2 separate regions of the Mus musculus genome follow, and region 2 is linked to region 1. Evidence: chromatin loops called from intact Hi-C (ENCODE). Cell type or tissue: gastrocnemius. All regions are shown on one strand.

The links. Peaks named below come from ENCODE experiments on the same cell type or tissue, not always from the same donor. Only the 100,000 strongest peaks of a DNase experiment are listed, where the experiment ranks them.
Region 2: it touches region 1 in a loop (5-fold over the local background); 1 of 42 quality-filtered maps calls a loop at or near these places.

Annotation. Positions count from the first base shown.
Region 1 is chr7:124,851,628-124,855,627 of GRCm38, reverse strand. No RefSeq gene overlaps it. Among named protein-coding and RNA genes, the nearest start is that of 3100003L05Rik, 140 kb to the right of the region's middle. In gastrocnemius, no CTCF peak of the experiment used is centred here; DNase peaks (open chromatin) are centred at 442 and 2,050.
Region 2 is chr7:124,912,542-124,916,541 of GRCm38, reverse strand. No RefSeq gene overlaps it. Among named protein-coding and RNA genes, the nearest start is that of 3100003L05Rik, 210 kb to the right of the region's middle. In gastrocnemius, no CTCF peak of the experiment used is centred here; no DNase peak of the experiment used is centred here.

The DNA.
Region 1 (4,000 bases):
GTTCCAAGCATTGATGAAGTTTAAAGAGTTAGCTGCTGAAGTAACCTTTCCAGAAACAATACAGAAAGTTTATTAGAATTTGATTAAAATGACAACATTTATTCTCTTTTGTTATTACTTATGTCAGGAAAGAGTAACTCCAACAGATTCTCAGAACGGCCCTACGTTTGAAGAGACAGAAGAAAAAGAAAGCCAGGAATTTAACATTGTGTTTCATGCATACACGAGAGACAGGCGGGTAACCAACAGATCTCCACAGTGTAACTTTGGATGTCAGTTTACACAGACACTTCAAAGAGCAGCATGTGAGTCAGCATTCTCTAGAGGAACAGATCAAGAGAGTGAAGGTTTATACTGAAGAAGGCATATGTCCTTGGCTTGCACCATATGGGCTAGGCAGTCTAGCAATGGCTGTCTGCACATGGAAGAGGCCGAGAATCCGGCACCAGCTGCTTGTCTTGGCAGTCACAATCTGGTGTCACAGGCCTGGATGGAGGATTCCTGGAATGCCACTGGTCTTTAGGTCACTTTGAAAGACTGAGGAGATTTTGCGTGACATTGAGGGATGACAACCACAGTGACGGAGTAGACACACTCAAATGCAGGAAGTGAGGCATGTAACACTGATTCTCCACAGCCATCCTGATATTTAGGCTGCCACTGAAGGGGGCTATCTACTCTGGGGGAACAATGCCTCCTTCAATCAGTCCTTCCTAAAGACTCCCTCACAGACCTACCAGAGGCATGACCCTTATTGATACCAGATCCACTTAAGATATCATTCAAGCCCAGCCATCTAAAGTATTAAGTTCATAGAGAAGTGGGGAGACAAAAGGAAGGACAAGTCTCTGGCAACTTGGGGGAAGGTGGGCACTTGCCAGAAAAGGGCCGAGGTACAGCCTCCTGATTCAGCTTCATGGAGATGTCCCAGGGGAAGCTACTTCTATATGGCTGGCGTCTTCAAAACCATTCAGTCAATGTAGGCACTGTATTTTCCTCCATTCTGACCTGTTCTCCTCCCTGAGTGTGAACAGCCCATAGTTTCCTGAGCCTTAGTGGATTACAACAACAACATCATTCATTTGTCACCCTGGCATTAAACGGTCATATGTATGTTAGTATAATAACACAACAAACACGTGCACACACAAGCACACACACTGGCATTAAATGATCATATGAATGCTTGCACAGCCCTTGCGGGTGTGTGAGTGTGCGCATACACACACACACACACACAGAGTTAAGTGTCTCTGCTTCTTAAACTATATTCACATTAGCTGCTATTAAACTCTGTGCCAAAGTACCCAAGAGAAACAATTTAGAAGAGGAAAGATGTACTTCATTCATGGTTTAAAAGAGGTCAGCCCATGCTCGCCTGGCCCAGTGTGTTTCAGCAGAGCCTCGTGGCTGTGGAAGTGTGTGGCAGCAGACCAGTTTACTGACAGACCAGGAAGCATAGGCACGTAAGGGAGAACTACAGATGGTACCCATGAGGACCCATCCCCACCCATGTACTTCCTTCGTCAGGTCCCACCTCCAAGGTTGCGGCACCAGTGCGGGGCCACATATTTAAAACATGGCATGCTGGAGGACATTTCAAATTCAAACTGTATCAGTAACAGGATCACAGTTTTTAAGATGAGGGAGGTAACACTTCTAAACAATAAGATTAAATGAGAGTATTACATCTTCTGGCTAGAGTGTGCTATTGTAGTAGCACAATGAACAACCTGGAGTATGCTCTTAGGATACTCCTTCATAATTCACATGGCACATGCTCTCAGAAGCATACTCCCTTTTTGGTTTACCCAACAGGTGTTTAGTGAGTAGTTTCCACCCACGTGCTAACCAGGGTCGGGGACACTGCTCATGTTCAAGTGCATAGCTATAGAGTATAGAGCTCCTGGTGTACGCAGGGCATTGCTCTTAGTGAGGAGGATACAGAGGTGAATGTGACATGACCTTTTCCATAAAGTAGGGAAGTTAAAACCGCACACAAGAACATTTTAAGGGAATACTCTGTCCCTGTGGGACAGATGCCAAGGAGGCCTTGGACTGTTTTCAGGAGCCAGGAAAACAATGAGATGCTTGCTTTGTTCAGTTCCTGACAACATCTGCCATGAAGAAGGATTTGCTCCTGCATCAGTTCCACATTCCCTCAGGTGGGAGGGGAGTGCATTCCTTTAGAGGTGTGGAAGGAGAAGTTTGCAGGCATTTAGGGGTACTGCACATTGGATTCCTTTGACTCTTTTAAGCATGCCCTGACTGTGAACCTACTGCATGCTCAGCACCATGCTGGACAACAGGAGTGAGCATGGTGGAATCTATGCCCATGGAAGTCACCTTTCTGTGTGACTTAGTGGTGTGAGAGGCCAAAACTCCTGGGGAGGAGACCTGGCCTGGGAGTGGGTCTTGGCAGGGTAATGAGTGCATTTCATCATTGTTTGCACTGGTAAAATGATCCTTTGGCTTCCAACTCAAGCAGCATCTCTTTCTTAAGCCCACCTTATCTAGAGAAACTCCTAGAAAGTCTGCATTCCTTCCATGCCTGCCTGAACTTAATTTAAATAGAAATGACATTGGGTTTATAGTAAGATGAGCTTGTCCAAAATGTGCAAAGTAAGCCACCCTGCTTCCTGCCACATTGGTCTCCCCTTTAGGTGTTAGTTACCAGATCTGTATCAATTCTTTTCTGTTGCTATCAGAAAACCCCAGGAGCAAGGCAACCTTTAAAAGAAGAGTTTATTCTGGTTTATGATTGCAGAGGGATAGAGTCCATGATGGCAGGGGCCACAGGCAGCACGCACACCATCTGGATTAGCAAGCTGAGAGCTCACATGTTGAGCTACAAGCACAAAGCAGAGAAAGAGAACTGGAAATGGTCCCAGGCTTCAAATCCCCCAAGCCTCCCTCCAGTGACAAACTTCCTCCAATGAAGCCTTACTGCCTAAACATCCCCCAAACAGCACCACCAACTGGAGACAAGGTGCTCAAATTCTGGAGTCTACGTGGAGTCTCATTCAAACCACAATGACTAGGTCAAGTCAGCCTATGAAAAGCCAGGATCGAGACTTCCCTTTGGAACTACTAGGGAAGCTTCACCCAGTATTAAGTATCCATCACACTGAATGGTGCAAATACCTCACTGGATACGATGCAGGCTTCAAAGGAACAGGTCAGATTTACTCTAACATCGTGAGATTATTCACCACAAAAACCTATCAGCACAAATAATATGAATTTGTTTTCTCATGACCCTGTTGGCATCTAGTCTATCATAGATGAGGCATTGCATAGTGGATAAGCCTTTACATGCTAGAGAACATTTTGTTTGAGTAAAGTACCTGTTTCTCTACTTAACTAACTAGGTAGATTTAGGTGGTGTGTTTAAGTTCCATGCTAACACTAATTCTCAGTGGCTATATTTGGTGTGCCCAGCCATGTGAAAACAATCACTCAGGATACATTATTAGTGCTGGGGAAAGTGCATATATCACATCTTAGTTTCTGGGCAGGGTTGACAGCTTTCCTCTACTGTGTTCCTCCAAAGTGTTTCATGTAAGGGGCAATTAAAACCTGGGAATGGAAGATGAGTCGTGGCTACAGTTTTAGCATTACTTCTAAATATGCACCTTCTTTGCTTGTAGGGAGCACAACACATCCCTGATGTGATTTAGGGCAAATGTGGTTCTTAGCGGATCTGTGTCTTCTGTTCTCCACAGAGAGTCAGCAAGAATGCTGGTGCTATGGTTGTATAGACAGCTGTTACATTGTGTACCTCTAATATGGGAACCGTTTACTGCCACTGTTATAACAGAACACCAGAGACTGATTACCAGAAATGATAGATGCTTTAAAGCAGAACTATTATACCCAAATTTATAGTTCCAAGGTATGGAATCAGGAAGCCACCACCAATGACTGTAGGTGTTCTATATACACAGTAGAGTACTATTTAGCCATAAAGGAGAATGAAATTAAATACTTTTAACAGATA
Region 2 (4,000 bases), 61 kb before region 1:
CTACGTTTCAGTATAGATCTCAATGTAAGCTTCAGGACATATCTTAACCCTAAAACATGCCCACTTCTGTGTCCACTGTCCTCCGCCACCCAGAACAAGGTCAGGGGCTGCCTTAGTCCCACGGGGCTGGAGTGCAGCTTTGCTTCTGAGGAACCGATTCATCTGTATATGGAGGCCACGAAGTCCCATCTACAGCCAATGAACTGGAGACATGAAAGCCAGTGGTACAGCCCATGCCGTGTCAAGCCCTGAGATCAAAGGGAGACTGATAACCAACACAAGGGTAGAAGCCTATGTCCCTATCAGTAGTCAGGACACAAAGGTACATAGTCTCCTTTCAACCACTTTTGTTTTATTCTATTCTGGGTTCCTAGAAGATTGACAGCTGCTCACCAAGAGATACAGAGATAATAGTGTCTAACCTGGGCACCCTAACAACCTGACAACCAGGTTTTTGGGAGCAGATTCAGAAAGATCAGGATGTTTCCCAGTATATTCCCACAGTCAGCACTGTTGTGCTGACACACATAGAGCAGCCAGTTCGACTGCTCAGATCCAACCAGGCTGAGTTGTCTCCTCCAGAAAGACTTAACACACCTCTGAGCAGATACGGACTTTAGTAGTTGGAGTCAAAACAAAAAGATATTCATGAAGAAGAGGTGTCGCAGTCCCCTGCCTTGGAGATGACTTCTGACCTGCCAGTCACCAGCTGTGTGCTGCTGAGAAAGCCACTTAATGTCTCTAGGCTTTGGTTAGCTCATCTGCAAAGAGGAAGTGGGTTTCATAAGTGACATACTGAAATGCTGAATGCCTGCAGGCTGCCGGCTGCTTGTCCATTGCTCACCATTGGAGCACATAGGATTGCCAAGGAGCCTGAAAACTGTATCTCTCGCTGTATATTTCTCTACCAAATGGCATATTTAAATTTTTTATTAATTAACTAATTAGGTATTTTGAGTCAAGATCCCACCACGTAGCCCAGCCCTCAGACTTGTAATTCTCTTACCTCAGCCTTCTAAATGCTGCCTTCAATTCTTTTTAAGTGAATGAAGGAGTGAAGTGGCTGCTGTAGTTAGATGTAGAGTCACATCTAATCTTCCCTGGGAGCCTCAAAGCTCCTGGCTCCTGCAGGGAGCCTTCACCAATGAGCCTTTTCCCGCCATTGTCCCTCAGCCCCTCCTCCCTGCCAGTTGAGCTGTAAGATTGCTAGTGCAGTCTGCTCCATGGCTCCATCGCTGTGGTGAATTACCTTGTTCTTGCTCTGTTTGTCAGCAGGAAGGATTTATGGGGGGAGAGAATTCTTCCTGGAGACTTTCATCTTGTGTGTGTGCACAGGCTCACCCCCAGCCCTCCTCCCAGACCCCATCTATCAGCTGCCCTAAGTACATATATATTATCCCACCTGCGCCCTCTGATGCCTTTTCTTCCTCTCTTGCTTCCTTTGAGCCAAACACGGGTAGAGGTTAATGGAGAAGATGTGTAACCTGGTTGGCTTTGGCAGCAGAAATCTCCAAGACGCTTTAGGAATGTGCCTTCTTCGTATTCATGGGTGTCCGGAGCTGAAATATGGTCCCACGGAGCCCAGGAAATAGGCCCCATCCTCTTTCCCTGATAGAATTGAGCCATCTTTTTCCTAGTTGCTGCCTGCCACCCGTGCTGGAAGGTTAATCTCTTCCTCCTCTCAACTAGTGCATTTATCATAGGGAAGTGGTCTGTGGTGCAAAATATTGATCAAAGGCCTGCCAGGTCCTCTGCTGGGTTGAAATTGAGTGTTGCAGTCAATCAGTTGCCTGGCGTTTGGTGGTGTGGAGAGCACTGTGACCTGCAGTGTGGCAAGACTGATGGATGGAGCTGAGGGACTAGAGACTGGGGGTGGGGTGGGACGGGGATCTCTCTGACCATCTCTTTTGGTTGGCTCACAAAACAGGTGTGGTCACTGTTGCTGGGCAGGATTGGGAATCGCAGGAGGGTGATCTTTCCAGCCTCAATGTCTTCATGGACACACACACACACACACACACACACACACACACACACACTGAACACTATAGGGGAAGCGTGTCAAACACTAAATTTGCAAAGCCAGTCAGAAAAAAAAAATGGGATTACTACTTACGTTATAATTGGCAATTAGAATATTCAATTTAATTGCGATGGCAGAAGGAACTCTAAGACATTCTTATTTGTGGCAATACCGATGCCTCTTTGCTAAAGCTATGGTGAATAATTTACTCTAGACTCCTGCCAGGAATTTCCCTCCTCCCTCCATCCCTGCATTCTTTCCTCTCTCACCCTATTTCTCCTTTTGTGTGGGGCAGGGTGCATGTGTTTGTGCGTCCCAGTGTGTAGAGGCCAGCAGTGTCTTCCAGCACAGTCCACTTTGTTTCTGAGACACGAATCTCTTGCTAAGGTTTCAGTGAGACAGACTGGGATTCATCCAGGGCTGGAGCTTCAGGCACACACAACTGTATCCAGAGTGCTGCCAGGCACTTTGTTGGGTGCTGGAAGTAAAGAGAAGTTTTGAGGACATTGCATCTCCCCATGGTGTTCCAGTTTGTCATTCTTGTGAGCAGTGACTGTCTATGGGATGTTTCCTTATACCTTTCCATGACTCACACTGAGACAACAGAGAACGTACATGCACTCTGCTTAAGAGGAACAGCATAGCCAGGTGGGCTTCAGGGAGGGGGGTGGCATTTGAACAGTGGCTTGAGACGGGGCTAAAAGCACATCAAGAAAGACAATGTAGAGTGATGGTGAAAGCATTCATGCAGAACGAACCCTTGCGCAAAGGAGCCTGACAGTCATTTCTTATGGCTGGCTTAACAACCACCAGCCCAGAGAGGCAAGGGGAGCCATGTCTTTAGCCATGTGACAAGCTTTTCATGTGAGAAGCTAAGGCCATTATTACAAGAAGTAAACAAGATCATGTAAGCAAAGGGTTTGCCATCATGCTTGGCATGAAGTATGTACTTGAATGATAATCAGCCCCTATAGTAACTGGGATAATTGAGTGTAAGCAACAGAGGGCCATCTGTATCAGTCAGAGTCTTACATGGACACTGAATTTCAGGATAGGTGAAGGAAATAAATACCAGCGTGTGAAGTGGCAATATAGGGAACCCACGAGGAACACAGAGTGCAGCATCCTGAGGCAGGGCAAGATCGGGGGAGTGTTACTCCAGCAAGCCTGGATGGCACAAGAGGAGGGAGCTGTTGTCATATCCAAAGAGGGTGCTGATTGAGTAACATTGGTGCAGCCCACCCTTCATAACACCATAGTCAGGGCCAAGAAAAGAATCCTGGTTTCCCTTTCCTCTCTCCCTCTTGTCTCCACCAGTACTCACTGTTGTCTATAGGCACAGGGAATCTGAAGACCCGGGAGACAGAGCCACTGCAGTAGATAATATGAAATAATGCATGAGAATTCCTATCAGAAAAATACTTAGTACATTCATTAAATGTTAGTTGATATAATTTTTATTATCATTAATGGCACCATCATCATCATCATTGTCATAATCTTCGCCACCACAACTATCTGCACAGAGTCTATTCAGGTGGATGAAACCTTTTGCTTGTGAGTTTTAGAAGGAGGATCCTTCTACATTCCTAGAAGCTCGCCTCAGCTATGCTGAGAGTGGTTCTCAGGTACATGCTCCCGGCCTCTAGTCACAGGAGAGGAACACGCCAACTTGTCTTACATATCTCATTCCTTTCCTTTCCTTTCCTTTCCTTTCCTTTCCTTTCCTTTCCTTTCCTTTCCTTCCCTTCCCTTCCCTTCCCTTCCCTTGCCCTTGCCCTTGCCCTTGCCCTTGCCCTTGCCCTTGCCCTTGCCCTTGCCCTTGCCCTTGCCCTTGCCCTTCCCTTCCCTTCCCTTCCCTTCCCTTCCCTTCCCTTCCCTTCCCTTCCCTTCCCTTCCCTTCCCTTCCCCTCCCCTCCCTTGCCCTTCCCTTGCCCTTCCCTTCCCTTCTCTTCCCTTCCCTTCCCTTCCCATTCC